Linked DNA regions of Mus musculus: region 2 is linked to region 1. Evidence: chromatin loops called from intact Hi-C (ENCODE). Cell type or tissue: left cerebral cortex. All regions are shown on one strand.

The links. Peaks named below come from ENCODE experiments on the same cell type or tissue, not always from the same donor. Only the 100,000 strongest peaks of a DNase experiment are listed, where the experiment ranks them.
Region 2: a loop joins it to region 1, with 3 times the contacts of the local background. A loop is called at or near these places in 4 of 42 quality-filtered maps.

What each region holds. Positions count from the first base shown.
Region 1 is chrX:135,077,292-135,085,291 of GRCm38, reverse strand. No RefSeq gene overlaps it. Among named protein-coding and RNA genes, the nearest start is that of 3632454L22Rik, 21 kb to the right of the region's middle. In left cerebral cortex, no CTCF peak of the experiment used is centred here; a DNase peak (open chromatin) is centred at 4,321.
Region 2 is chrX:135,016,200-135,024,199 of GRCm38, reverse strand. 3632454L22Rik (RIKEN cDNA 3632454L22 gene) reads left to right here. Exons shown (of 4, transcript NR_040282.1): 4 at 1-1,790. Among named protein-coding and RNA genes, the nearest start is that of Zmat1, 11 kb to the right of the region's middle. In left cerebral cortex, a CTCF peak has its summit at 3,841; no DNase peak of the experiment used is centred here.

The DNA.
Region 1 (8,000 bases):
TCTGTGCATCCATCCCTCACTCACTAGACACCTTCAGATCGTTCTGCACAGTTGGAGAGTGCAAATCCAAATCCCTGTGCAGGATCTGAACTCAGAAGTCCAAAATGGGGTCCTCGGTGCATTTCCTCAACTCCTTTCTGGTTAGAGGCCTGAGCCAGCAGATCATGTCTGAGGAATGTGAAAATCAGTCTGTAGCAAGTGATGGGATTAAGGAATCTCTGGTGGATCTATGCTCAGGAGCAAGCCATACCATGCTCTGCACTATTGATTCGTGGGGGGGGGCAGTCTGAGCATTCCTAGGTTACAAAAGAGATAGCTCAGAGTCTAGCTGTGCTGCCCCCTCCACTACCCTCTACCCCCAATTCCTTCTAGGTCTCCCATTTCCCATTGCCCTTCCTGACAGGACTTCTTGGCTTCCATGGATCTTGAAGCCTCATTTAAATGAGACTCTAGGTCTGTCCACCACGATTACAGTTTGTGAATCACACAGATCTTCCAAAATGATATAGAGCCAAGAGACTCCTAGGATGGACGTGCCTAACATCCAGGGGGTCCAACCACTACTCCATATATCACCAGATTACCATTACTACAGGGAATGAATGGTCAGGCAAGTCCCCGACATTTCTATACTCTCAGAGCAGTGGGTCTCCCTTTGACCTCCTGATACACCCATTGCCTGGGACACTCTGTTTGTTGGTCATAAGAACTTGGCCTTAGAGTAACTGCCTTCCTTTTTAGGTCATAGTCCCATTCCCTGCTTTCCTTGGCTCCAAGAGAGGCTCCAGGCTCTCTGGCTATTTCCTGCCTGTCTGCAGGCCTCTGGGGTACAGAGTTCAGCAGAGCCTCAGGTTCTAGATGGGCAGGCAAGCCAGTTGAATCACTGTACATGAATTTGTGAGGTCACGTCAGCCAGCCACATCATCTTCTCCTTGGAATCAGGACATGGAGCACAGGAAATGGATGGTTAAAAGGTCTCTAGTGTCCCTGAGACACATGTGAAGGGGAATGGAAGCAGTGGTCTGAAAGATGGAGAGAGTGGTCATCCCACCCAAGATGGGAGTGCCCTCTGAGCATGTCTATAAGAGAGGCCTCCATTGAGTTTAGCCACCCCTGGGATTCTCTCTCAGTTGTCTTTGTCTAAAGGCTCCTGCCTAAGCATATCAGTGATACTTTCCAGCATCCTCTGCAATGCTCAAGAAATGAGTCTGTCATTTATTGAATGAGCTGAATGGATTGTGTTAATGAGTGGGTACAAGTAAGTAAGGGGCGAGTGTCTGCATAGGTAGGTTAGTCTCACAACATTGAAGTTTGTAAGGACACAGCACATTTGGATCCTCTGCCCAGTCAGATCCTGGCTGGTCCCTGAGCTTCAGCGAATACTGTGACGTCACTCTAACCAAACTAAGTCCATGCTCTATAGGAGAAAGCCACTGTTTGTGGAGAACAAAGCCATGAATGAGGCTCTGGTTTTGACCTGCTATGGTGTCCTGGGCAGGCTACTTCACCTCTGTCCTTAAAGTGGGCATGGAGGGCGGGATTTGATGACTGTATGTTGTTTGATGTTTGGGAGGACAATGCTTGTCATCTTTGCAAGCATACACACGGAGGAATTGTTCTGTGCCAGGCACCACTAGTAGCTTCTTGAAATATCTGAGTTCTCCAGATCAGTCCACGAGGCTGTTGCCAGAAGCCTGTCTTGTTTTGAGCATGGCTTCTGCAGCATACGGTACTCTGGGAGGTCCCTGGGGCCATCTTGTCCTAGGCCCATCTGCTGTAGGAATGACCCTCTCTTCCTCCCTGCTGAAGACAGATATCTTATGACAGAACTAGGTAAAGAGCCTGATATCCTTGCTCCATGTCCCGTGTGTGAGAGTGCAAAGGAGCCAGAGGGAGAGAAGGGGACCCACAGTAGGGACTTTCCTGATTAGGTGAAATTCAGTGCAGGACTAGTGTACTCACTGACCAAGAGATGTAGGGGCAGGGGCCCATTTTATTTGGACTGTTTAGGCTGAGACCTCAGCTGTTTCTAGAAGGATGTACTAAAATATACCCATGGAATCCTATCTACTAGCAGAGCCCAAATAGAGTTCAGAGCATAGTGCCATGAAGGAACCAGTGTTTGTAGAGTCAGAGGTGCATTTAGGAAACCTTCAGGAGGACAGAACTATACCATTGTGTCTGGGCTCGCAGCTTCTAGCTCAATACATGGTTACAGAGGGGAAAAACAGGTCCAGTTTTAGAAGGGATTATTCAATTCTATCACCATTGTTGGATCTGCTGAGTCTGTACATCCCATATTGAGTGGGAATTTTCAGGGTAATCCTGCCGTTGTATGTGAGGCACTTATTGAGCTGGGAGGGCATCATGGAGGTGGAAATGAAGGTGGAGATAGCTTGGTCTTCTGGGTAGTGCTAATTGTCACCATGACACACTCTAGAATCATTTGGGTGATTGGGCTTACGAGCATACCTGTAAGGTCATATCTTGATTACATTCATTTGGGAAGAATCATTTTAACTGTAGCCAGTCTCATTCCTTAGACAAGGGACCTGGGTTGTATACATGACAAAATGGAACTGAGAAGTAGCACGTAGTCATTGCTCCCTGCTCCTGATTAGGAATGTGATATGACCAGCTCCCTCAAGGGCTTGCCACTGTGACTTCCCCTCGATGATGAATTGTAACCTGAAATAGTGAGCCAAAGTCAATCCTTTCTATTTTAAGTTGCTTTTGTCAGGGTATTTTATTACAGCTACAGGAAAAGAGACCAAGACCCTTTATCACCATGCCCAAGCTGCAGGATGACCACCAGAACTTGGGTCTGTAAGTGTAAACATTGAGGAGCCCCAGGCCATTTAGCTGATAAGTCTTGCCTTGATCTTTGATCCCCATCTCAGCGTTTTACAACTTAGTTAGTCAGACAAGCTAGGAACGATTCTCTAGGCCAGTCTTGACAACACGGGTAGTGAAAAATATCTTAGTTACTCTTCTATTGCTGGGAACAGATGGTATGAGCAAGTCAATTTATAAAAGAAAGAAGTGAATTGGGGACTTGTTTATAGTTTCAGAGGCTAACTGAGTCTATGATCATCATGGTGGGGGTATGGCATCAGGCAGGTGGGTATGGGGCTAGAGCAACAGCTGAGAGTTTACATCCTATCCACAGGCAGCAGGCAGAGAACGGGACTGAAGGTGGCATTGGCTCTTGAAACCTCAAAGTTCACCCCCAGTGACACACTTTCTTCAACAAGATCATACCTCTTAATCCTTCCTATTAGATTGTTCATCAGCCAGGAACCAAGTATTTCAATCTATGACCCTATGGGGGCCATTCTCATTCAAACTACCACAGGAAAGTTACTCAGTGTTCACTCAGGCAGCCCCTTGAATCACATAACTAAGGTAGAATGAGATCATAGAACATTTATCAAGTAAGGTGTCAAACCTCACCTGAGGTACCCTAGAGCCAGCTCTGGCAAGCTGTCTCTACATACAGAATTATCACCAACATTGCTCTTTGGATTTGTCCTATGGGTATCATCAAGTACAAAACTCAGTGTTCACTCAACCTTTGTCCCTGGAGGCAGTTATTACACATTTAGCAGGTCCATCACTGTCAGGGAGTCAGGAGAAAACAAAGCAAGAAGTCCTAGCCATGAACTGTAGTGGGTAAAAAGCACAAACAAATACATGCGAATGCTCAGACATATAGACAAACACTCCCAGAATAACATCCAGACAGGCAAACAAATGAACTTTCCCGCACAGTCTGGGCATAGAAACATCCCTGAAATTACAAATCAGTGTGCATTCTAACACATCCATATACAAACACAATCATAAACATACACAAACTGCCAGGCACACACTTACATAAATGCATACATGAAAATGAGCAGGTGAGATTCAGCCATCTGTCTTTTTTCTCCCTCATGTACTTCTCTAGCAGGGTGTATTTCAGACAGCCGGCCATCCTAACCCAGGTTCCAGTTCATAGGCCACACTGTGTTATGATGGACAAATAGATGTTAGCCCCAGTTTAGGCCTTTGATGGGCTCATTATTAAGCATCTCCTTGATCTTTAAAAGCTTATCTTTAATGTCCCAGCCAGCCTGCCCTCCCTTAAACCATCCAACCACTTACCCACTCATCAGTCAAACTGCCCATTCATCTACCCATCCCTACATTTATTCATCTATTCATTCACCCAACCATCCTCCCATTAATCCATCTTTCCACACATTTCCTCCTCATCCACACATCTAAATGCATATTTATTCCCCCTTCACACTTACCCTTCTGCCAAGCCATCTGTCCTCTTTCCAGGAACTTTCAAAGGATAATATATTGTTGTGTCTAGAAAACGCCTGAATTCTGCTGGCTTGTCTGTAGTAGCTCCCAAGTGAGTGTAGGCAATAGCTAATATCTACAGCCTTCTCAAGTGAAGCATTATCTGGAGGTGGTTTACCTACCATCACTTTTCTCCATACTAGAAGGTCTGCCTACATATGTGCGATCTGTTGTTGAGTGGGTGTTTTGTGTATGTCCATCATATAGCTGGGTTGTGTTCATCATGTTTGTGTATGAAGTGTGTTGTGTGTGTGAACATACATATTAATGATTGTACTGTATGCTGTGAGAATGCTATTTTGAGTAATGTGTACAATGGTGTGTGCTGTATTCAGTGGCATATGTGTGGTATTTATGTTTTCTGTGTCTATATTTAGTGCTATATGCTGTGGGTTGTAATGTAGATGCTGATTGGTGTATTTTATATGTGTGTTGTATAGTGTGTGGTATCAGCTGTTCTGTGCACCATGCTCTCTTCTATGTCCTGAACCATTTTGCCAAAATTCCTTCCTAATGACACACCAATGAGTGACTCCACTGAAATTCACACTGGGGAACCAAGGGGTTTGTTAACCTCACCTACAGAACAGTGGGTGGGGGAATTACATCCAGGAGTATGGATGACTTTAAAGCAGCCACACTGGAAGGTCCTCACCATGCATGAAGTATGCATGAAGACTCCTCACCATGTCTGTATAGATGGAACCCTCTCCTTGTCCTTCCCCAACTCTACAGTCCAGGCCTGCCGAGAGATCTAATTGCTGCCTGAAATTAGAGGCACTAGATTGCCTTTAATGAGTTCACAGGGGCAGTTGGGTACTCAGGTGAGGGTCCCATTGTCCTCCCTAACCCCTTCTTCCAGAGAGAGAATATCAACACTCTCCATACCAGGCTGTGGTGTTCCCACCTGTTTGCTCATCTCCATGGAGATTCAACTGGAAAGTGGACCACAGTGACCCAAGTGATTGCAAGGGCACCGAGGAATCTCACTTAAGAAGGCAGGTGAATGAAGGGTGAAGATGTACCAGAGACTTTTACTTCACAGCGAGGTGCCCTACTGACTTCTTCATGGAAATCCAGACACATCAGGGAACCATCCAGGAAGTGCACATGCATCAAAATATTTCATCAGGAAGTGAAGTCACAGTAGGAAATCTTACCTGAAAGCACGGATGCCCCAGAGACTACCACCTGAAGTGAAGGTGGATTGCAAAGATTCAAGTGGAAGTGCATATGGAGATGGTATGTTGGTTTGAATATGCCTGACCCACAGCGAGTGGCACTGTGAGGAGGTGTGGCCTTGTTGGAGGAAGTGTGTTACTGTGGCAGTGGGCTTTGAGGCTCCTGTGGTCTGGCTTTGCCCAATGTGGAGTAAGACTCTCCTCCTAGCTGCCTTTGGCTCCTCCAGCACCAAATCAGCCTGCACAGTACCATGCTTCCTGCTGTGATGATAATGGACTGAACCTCTGAACCTGTAAGCTAGCCTCAATTAAATGTTTGCCTTTATAAAAGTTGGCTTGGTCAGGGTGTCTCTTCACAGCAATAAAACCCTAATTAAGCCGGACAAGAAGATTTGTCTTAACTGTGGTCAAGATCATTACCTAGGCAAGGGGTCCTGGGCAGTATAAGAGTGGAAAAGGGGAGGTGACCTTTTGTATGCATATGGTCATCACTCTTTTCTTCTAAATGCAGACAAAATGTGGCCCTGCTGTTTCAAGTTTCTGCTGCTGCCATGTCCCTGTCATGTTGAGCTACAACCAGTAGCTGTGACCCAGATAACTTTTCTTCTGGATGTTACTTATGTTGGAGTACTTTAACACAGTAACAAGAAAAAGAAACAAAATACCTGGCAATTCAAGGTCAATAGGTAATCCCACTTGGAAGTGCAGGTTCTCTGTGGCGTCTCCCTTTAAAATACAGTTGTGCCAAAGAATTGGGACTCATCCAAAGTATTGGTTGCACAGGGAGATCTAAGTTGCCCAATAAAATTGTGTGCAAGTGCAGAGGTGGCAGAGTATTTGACCTAGAAGGTATGACTTATCAGGGAGAATTACATGGGGATGAAGGTGGCCCCCCAAAATCTCATTTTGTATTTCAATTGCACCAAAAAACTTACCTGATAATACAGGTAGAAGAGGATACTCCACCCAAGAGTAAATAGCCAACAGAGAGTCTCATATCACAGGTACAGATGAGACAGGTTTTCTAACCTCTTTAGTACAAGTTGCAAGAGACTCTGACCTAGAAATATAGGCATGTGTTGGAGATTCTAACCTAGGAAGATGGAACACCAAAGAGAATCAACTGGAAGTACAATTATACCACCAAGTCACACTTGGAAATGTCATTGTAACAAAAGAATAGTATTTGTCAGTGAAGATGAGCCATTGTGCTTATTCTAGAAGCTCTTGTGGTAATATGAACTCATTGGAAAGTTCAGCTTTACAGAGAGGACCTAGTGAAAGAGCTTTTGCGACAAGGGAGACTAACCTGGATGTGCACAAGCACCAGAGTGACCCCTCTACAAGGTCAGCTCTATCCTGAAGAATCATTAGAGGTATAGCAGGGATACAAACCTGAAAGTGATGATACATGCAACATCAAAATTCAGCCACATCAGGGTATCTTTTCTGGGAGTTTGGGTGAAAAAGGCAGTCCCATCTAAGAGTTACTTAGCACTGGGGCATCACCTCATGTTATATAACTGCATCAAGAACACTGTCTTGAAAGTGCAGGTACAAAATTGAGACTCACCTAGGAGAGGAAGTGAATCTGGGGATCTTGCTATGAAGTACAGATAAACTAGACAGTTTTTTTCCTAGAGTGAATGTGCCCAGTAAGTCTTTTGAGAAAGCATTGCAATTTGTTCAAGTAAGACTCATCTGGAATTTCAGGTACACTAGGAAGTCTCACTTGGCTATGCAGGTAAAACAAGGCATTTCACCTGCTACCTAGTGTGCATCAGGGAATCTGACTTAGAATTTTAGACTAGAAACAACTACCAGAAAGTCTTTATTGAAATTTCAGTTATAACAAAAGCCTGTGGTCACTCTCTGCAAGGAACATTACTGTTGGGCAGTATGTGCTAAATAAAAGGAGAAGCAAGGGTATGGTCTGCTTTGAGGGCACGATGAGTACAAAGACCTTTCCTGAGACAAGAATATGGCACAATAGCCATTGGGAGGACAATGCTTTTAGCTTTGTGCAAATTGAAGTCAGATAGATACATTGAAATTCTGCAGCAATGCCTCCAGCTGCCACCTCCACCCCCAGTTGTGGAGTTCTGAGGGTCAGGAACAAATCAGACTTACAGTGAAAATGCAAATTTCTATTTTCACAGCTATGGAGAATCTGAGATTGAATATGGACCATTATAAAAATCCAGACATATCGACTCCAAAGCCATTCAGAGGAAAAATGCTAGACAAACATTTCCATAAGGGCCCAAGCTGGTGGGGGGGTTGTGCACCACGAAGACCAGGGTCAACAGCATAAGAGGGTGAAGGTGGATGCCTGGGGTGTGTAGGAAGTGTCTCAGAAATGCTGACCACAGTTTGTTATAACTCTCCCAGCCCTGGCCAGGTGCCAAGAGCTGTCAATTGAGTGAAAGCAGATAAATGCTTTGGAGAAATGTAAAGATGGAGAAG
Region 2 (8,000 bases), 61 kb after region 1:
ATAAATATCAAAATATTGTTACTTATACTGAAGCAAGTTATCTGACCTTCCAAAAATGAGAGATGATAGTGCAGTTTCTCAAACAGGCCAGTTACAGTAGGCATGATAATGAAGCTCTCCCTGTTCCCAATGTTTCATCCCCAAAGTAACCTGAAGTAACCTAAAGTTAACCAATCAGTGTACTTTCTTTGGTTCTCTCTATATATATATTGTCTGCCAAAGGACCTTGGAACAGCTAACCCAGTCTGTTATTTATGTATGTTTCCTTCAGTTTCTGTTTACCAACCTTCTACTAACTTCATTGAAGCATTTATTTGCTTCATGAAACGAAGCATTGCCTGATTCAAGAACCACAAACCCACTCCAAAACCTTTAAGATAAATTTGCTGTATTCTGCCATTTGACAGCAGTCTCATTCAGATTGCCTATGCACAAATAACTTGAGTATGCTTAATAAATAATCAAACACAATAATTTTCTAGGCTTTAAGAGAATATTCTGTGCCAGAATTTTTATCTCTTGAATAGGTTGGATACCTATAGATATGGAACAGAATAAATAATGTTAGAAATCAAAAGTCCAGGCAATGTATAATAATATCTGCTTGTCAAGACTTGGAAGCAACTTGAAACATGAATTCATATGCAAGCCAAATCCCAGGTAAAACACAAAATTAGAAACCATGAAGGAAAAAGACAGAATTGTAAGGTATGTGGAATGGAGCAAATTTGGCAACAAGCACCCAGAGACATGGCAAGGGTGTTCAGGGGAGAATAAACACTGCAATGAGGAAGAGAGGGTAGCCAGATATTCAAATATAGTCTGCATTTCTTCCTGGGTCAAATGGGCAAGGCAAAGCAAAACCAGAGAATTGGTCTCTTCATTGAGAGAACAATATGTACAAAGTTGTCCTGGCCAGAGGATTCATGGATCTTCTCTGGCTAGCCATAAGGCTGGCTAAAAGCACTAGAAAGAACATAAGGGAAAGAGGTAACATCTATCAACAAAATGACAGTATTTGTAACCTGTTAAAACTAACTCCAACTTTACATTCTGGAAATCTTAGCATGAGTAATTTCACCAAGCAACATCTGCCACAATCTGAAGTGAATTCTAGCTTACTTAATTCTACTTTAAAAACCAACATAAGCAGAGATCTGATTAAAATATGCTAACTGTATATAGTGAAAAAATGATGTAGCTACTTTTAAAGGATAAATTCAATTTTTACACATAAAATATCTATGGTATATAATTTTTAAATTTAACTAGAATATACAGGTAAGCCCACATCATATTTGTAAATGACCTATGTGTGTTTGATGATTTTCTTATACCAATTATTCAATAATTTCAATTTCTTCTTTCTATAGATGCAGAAAATTCACCAAAGATCTAGCTGTTATATTGCTCACGCCTGAATGTTCTAAAATTTCTACTTTGTTGTCCTTTAAATAACAAACAATAACACTAAAAATAAAAAAAGAGCTAATTCATGTTGCCCATTTCCCTCAGGTGTAAGCAAGTGATTCTCAAATCTCACACTGCATTAGAACTATCCAGGTACTTTAAGAGCTATAGAGATTTTCTTTTAATAATTCATGGTAGGTATGAACACAAAAATATTGTACAAATATTCCAAGTGAGTCTAGTATGCACACAAAAGTGGTACTCCACCAAGAACACAGACTAAAAACCAGACTGCTTGAACTTGAGTCTTGGCTCTGTCATTTACTCTTCATATAGGCAAAATAGTTAAGACTCACGGCTCACCTGAAAAAAAAAAAAAAACAAAAACCTGTTTATGTTAGTAACAACTATCTCTTAAAGTTACATGAGATTAGCCCAACATATATACCCTACATATACATATAATGTAATACAAAGTTTCTTCTGTTCTCTGGTAAGTATTGCGATCCCAAAGCTAGTAGCAGCACCTCAGTCAGCATCTGTAATAGAATGAAGCCAAACTTCTATTCTATTTAATAATACACTAGTTACAATATAATTTTGAAACATTTCTTCTCTAGAAAATGCATACACTTGAACATATGGGATCTACTCTCTGAAAACAGGAACTTTCCGTTAACCAAACTTTAAAATCACCATTCTGAAGAACGACAACAACATACTTAAGCTGATTTTTTTTTTTGGCCTGTGCTATATAGAATAGCATCTTGGGGGGTACAAGGTTCTGGATCTCTAGTGAGCCTCACTCATCTTAGTATCTGTCCTCGATGCATATGCTAACCTGACATAGTTTGTGAAAGGTCGGATGATAGATGATGGATGGTAAAATGTGGAGATGTAATCAATGAGCGGGTAGTGCTGCATTTGGGCATTGTACACTTATACTCATAAATGGAAAGTGCCCCTCTTATAGGAAGGAAAATGATGGCAAAAGGTTAAAGAAGAAAAAGGCAAGTTCAAAAGACATCGAATATACAAAAGCATGTAATGAAATCCTATCTTTCTTTGTCTATAAAACAGAAATTAAAATGTACACAGGTAAAATATTAAAAGAAATGTTAAAACATACATATATTTGGAGGTGTTGTTTCTGGCACTTAGGTTCTCAAATTTTCAGCACATGTTCTTTGCATATCATTATTTCTCCCAAGCCACTCAGGAGAATGAAGGAAGATTCCTAGAGATTGGGGTAATTTAATGTATTTTGTTAAATCCGATTCTCTATCTCTTGTGGGATAATATGAATGAAGACTATATAAACTCTCTGCTTCTGCTTAAAATGAGTAGCCTAGGAAGTCTGATTTGTCAGCTCTGGTGGTAAATGGTTAACATTTTGGCATTTTTACAAGACCATTTTGGCTATCTCTAAAGACACTAAGGCTTTTTTTTTCCTACATCTTTCTTCTTCTGAGCACTATCAGATTTGTTCTTATTGTCACATTCACAGCAAATCAGTTTTTCATTTTATTTGTGTTTTTTCCTTTTGATTCAGGGTCTTACTATTTGCTCTGGCTGCTCTGCAACACACTTTGTAGACTAGGCTAGCCTTAATCTCAGAGATCTGCCTGCCTCTGCCTCTCCAGTGCTGAGATTAAAAGCATGTACCACCATACTGGGCTGCAAAGTAGTTCTATTTTGTTTTAGCCCCATCATATTGCTTCAAATTATTCCATCTTATACCTGTGTGCCAGTTTCCAAGCCACTTCCACATTTTGAGTATTTATTCTGTGTATGAATTTGTCTTGGTCTGATTGAACTACTAATACCACAGTCTGAATAATTAATAAACTATGAAATGTAATGCCCTACAGCCCTAGGAATTCTGAGATGAATGTGCCAGGAGATTTGGTAGATTTAATGAAGGCTCATCCATCATTGACTCCATCTTCCAGCTGTGTCTTCATATGGCAGAAGGGCAAAGAGGGACAAAAGCTCTTTTATATAAGGACAAGCCTCTTTTATAAGGACACTAATACCATCTAGTTGCTTACAAAAATCCCACCTTTAATACCCACAAGAATTCGGTTTTAGTGTATTGATTTGGAGGGGAACAAACATTCAGACAAAAGCAAATGGTGAAGAATTTGTGGACATAATTTTTGGCAACATACTTCCTTTTTCATCTTGATAACATTCACCCTTTTATCCTATTAACATCTCATAAGAAATACACAAACAAGGAATATTACCTTAAAATTTTTTGGTTACCATTATTAAGTTTCCATTGGTATTTCTAAGAATTGAATAAAGTATGGTGACTGTGCTATGGGAACTCCAGGGGATGCTGGCTGACTCTGCCACGTTCTATGCTTGTTCCTTGAAAAACTTATTTCAATTATCTTCTACAACTTTGATGAACAGTGTTATCATCTCTATTCAATAGATGGCAGTCTTGGGTAATATAGTAACTATATTGAAAGATTTACATTGCAATCCATGTCCTTGTGATATTATAATCAATCTTACTGCTGTTAGGGATGCTCATCAACCTCTAGTATAAATATTGGAACTGACTGCATAAGTCATCTATATGGTGCATTTGAATGTTTAATATGGAGAATTATTAATAAATAAGGAGGGTGGTGTATTCTAGTAGGGTCTGCTGAAGGAGAGGGAGGCAGAAAGATCATGCGTTCAAGGCAAGCCCGAGCTATATATTTGAGCTTGGCATAGTGGCATGCACCTCTAATGCCAGCACTCTAGAGACAGAGGCATGTGCAGCTATGTGAGTTTGAAGGCAGCCTGGTCTACATAGATATTTCCAGGATAGTGAGGACTACATAGAGGGACAGCATCTCAAAAACAAACAAACAAACAAACAAATGAAGAGAGGGAGGAAGGGAGGGAGGGAGGGAGGGAGGGAGAGGGAAAGAGAGAGAGAGAGAGAGAGAGAGAGAGAGAGAGAGAGAGAGAGAGGGGGGTGGAGAGAGGTGGTAAGTCTTTTTAAGTCCAGTGGATTCTGGAAAATAAAAATGTGGCTTGATTTTGTGTTAAAGAAACAGCTGAAGCTGGGCGTGGTGGCGCACACCTTTAATCCTAGCACTCGGGAGGCAGAGGCAGGCGGATTTCTGAATTTGAGGCCAGCCTGGTCTACAGAGTGAGTTCCAGGACAGCCAGGGCTATACAGAGAAACCCTGTCTCAAAAAAGAAAGAAAGAAAGAAAAAGAAAGAGAGGGGGGGGGAAGAAAGAAAGAAAGAAAGAAAGAAAGAAAGAAAGAAAGAAAGAAAGAAAGAAAGAAAGAAAGAAAGAAAGAAAGAGAGAGAAACAGCTGGATAGAAAGGCTGAGTTTATCAGCTGAGCTCTTGTAAATCTGGTAGTCTTGTGAAAGTGGCACACTGGTTATCATGTGATAAATATCTTCATCAATTACAGCTTTACTTAACATTGATAGTGGAGGTCTATTTGGAAATTCAGCTGGTTTATATTTTACATTTTAGTACTGTGAGGAAAGACAGAAATACTACTCATTACTTCATTGTTATTCGAGTATAGAAAAGGGGCCCCAGTTCTAAGTATACGGACATATAGACATGTATACATGTACAATAGGAGAGTGGTTAGTGACCTTAAGTAATGGATACATGTTGGTTTGATGGAGACTTGGATTAACTCTCATTGAAGCTTATGTTAATCCATTTTCCATTTTGTAGTAAAGTAATAACTTTAATTCAGTGTGCACTAACTATTTTAACATGCATCTTCATAAAGGTAAAAGCAGTAACATAACCAAATGAGGTCTTAACCCTTGCTAATAATTAACACTGGGTGCTTCTTGGTGCCAGTGTGCTTCAGTATCATGAAGCAGAAGGTATTTAGTCAAGATAAGTCACTTAAACCTCACATTACATTTCTCTGCAATTATAGGTATTTGAGAAACAAAGTCGCGGAAACCTTGCTGCTATGTGAGGTAAAGGAGATAGGTGATTGTTCAGGTTTATAAAAGGTTGTTAAGGTTCATGGGTTGGACCTATCAGAAAGGTGTCCTGACTCATGTTAGGGGCCTCTCTAGCAGTCAACATACTTGTTCATTGCAAAGTCCTGTCTCACATTTCATCAAAATTCTTTAGGTACAGGAGAGACAGTAGCATGTCACATTTTCAGAATTCAGTAGTTTAAGGATTAATTACTGGATTTGGTAAGGAAGAAAATGATATATTTTAACCTTTTTTCTTGTGTTTTTCAAACCTCAGGGCTTACTGTTATTTAGTAGAAATTTTCCTGTTGTGTTCCAAAAGTAAAAGATGATGATACAAAGACTATAGCACAATGCTAGACTTCCTAGACAGATAAATGCATTCAAGAAACTCATGCTGTTTTTACTCAGTCATGACCTCCATAGTGACTGTGACTGGCAATTTGCTTTGTGTACTTGGATTTTATATTTTTTGCACGTGAGTAGACAGCTAATAATAACAACTGGATAGTGTCAACTGATTGCATTATTCTTTCTATTCACTTCTTACAATGTCTTTCGTAGTAGATGCACTTTGGTGAACATTAGTACACAATACAGATAATGTCAGTGTTTATTGACCCCTATCCATATAGTTCCACGCCTTCTCCCCCACACCACCTGGACCTGATACCCTAGTCATTCACTCTGCAATACTCAAATCATTTTGATAAGTCATTTTCCATTATCTGTAAGTTTACAAACATTTTACTTTTGCTTTGAAACAAAGGAGAATGTCCGGATGCTCTGGCCCTCATCTTGCACCCTCATGCTGAGCAGAGCCACTCATAAATCAGGTTTGGTCATTTTCCTTCTCTATTCACTGAGACCTCAGGCTCCAGTGTAAACACTAATAATGTGGGAATCTGGAACACCCTGCCCTCTAGGCTTCCTTGCACATTCTAATGCTGCATATGCCAATCTTAGAGAAAACAAAACAAAACAAAACAAAACAAAACAAAACACATCTTACAGTGAGTTGTCATTAGGCCCATTCAAACAGATAATATTGTGGGCTTAAAAAGGATTCAATTCATGGTGGTAGTTTTCTGCCCTATACTAATTTTTGCTAAAGGATCAAATGTTGTCTCTATCGAGGCCTAATAAAATTCCAGAGACTCCTAACTTATGTCTAATTCTTTACTGCAGATAGCATACCCTTGTTCCAGACCATCAAAGGTTATGTTGTAAATTTCCTGTGATACTCATCACAAATTGCATATGGAATCTGTTCCCTCCACATATAGTCTAATACTATAAGTACCTTTAGATCAGTGGTTCTCCACCTGTGGGCCAAAACCCCTTTGGAGGTTGAGTGACCTTTTCACATGGGTCACATTATCAGATATTCTGCATATCAGATATTACAATCCATAATAGCAAAATTACAATTTTGAAGTAACTGTGAAATAATTTTATGGTTGGAGGTCATCACAACATGAGGAACTGTATTAAAGGGTCACAGCGTTAGGACCCTTGAGGACCACTACATTAAATTATATGGCCCAAACAGCAGGGTTACTTTCATCCCAATTTGGACCTGCTACAAATTCTCTTCCTGATTTTGGACTTAATCCAAGCTGGAATATATTCAGTCAGTGTATCAGGACAATTCCAACTTCCAGTATTTTACTTTCACAAAAAAGAGGTCTAGGTGTGGTGTCCCAGTATATTCTCAAAACTACTGGACACCTCCAAATTTGACTGACATGAATCTCTGATAGTTGTCTTCCTCACATGTGCCAATTACCGAGCCTTTCTCATTTGGTCCAATTATTGGTGTTGTCTGAATAGTGGATCAAATAGAGGACCAAACTTCCCTTCAGAAAATCCATATGATCTACATCTTTATAACAAAGTAGGAGTGTTAATATATCCCTGGGGCAGAGCCATCAATTATTTATGTTGTCTAAATAATGTGAATGTAATTTACTCCTGTTTGTTTTTCATGGGAAATAATTTCATTAGATTGGTGGCTACATACTCTATATCTGAAATCATGTTAATCTCTGTTAGCACAGATACCAACATCTAGTACAGACAAGGTAGTTGTTTTGAGTTTTTGGTAATTTTCTTCTTTCTCATAAAAATGTGAGATTTTTTTATAGCCTAAATGGGCTAACTAAATAGGAAAATAATTGGAATCATTTCCTATGCATCATCAATGCTTTAAGGATGGCACAGATTTCTTTTGTTCTCCACAGAATTTTGCATAGGTGTTTGTTATTGCTGTGTGTTTTTACTGTCATGGCTACAGTAGCATCTTGACAATTTCCACTTAGAGATATTCCCAGAATCAGAAAAAAATTTTCTTCATAGATTAAGGTATTAACTGTCAACTTGATACAACCTAGAAGCACTTGGGAAGAGTCTTAATAAAGAATTATCTAGGTCAGGTTGGCCTGTGGACATGTCTCTGGGGGACCATCTTAATTGTTACCTGATATGTGTAGACCCAGTCCACTATGGGCAGCACCATTTCCTAGGCTGGGCCCTGAACTGTATAAATTTAGAAAGCAGTCAAGCAAGGGCCCATGTATTTTTTTTTCTTTCCCTGCTCTTGACAGTGGATGTGGT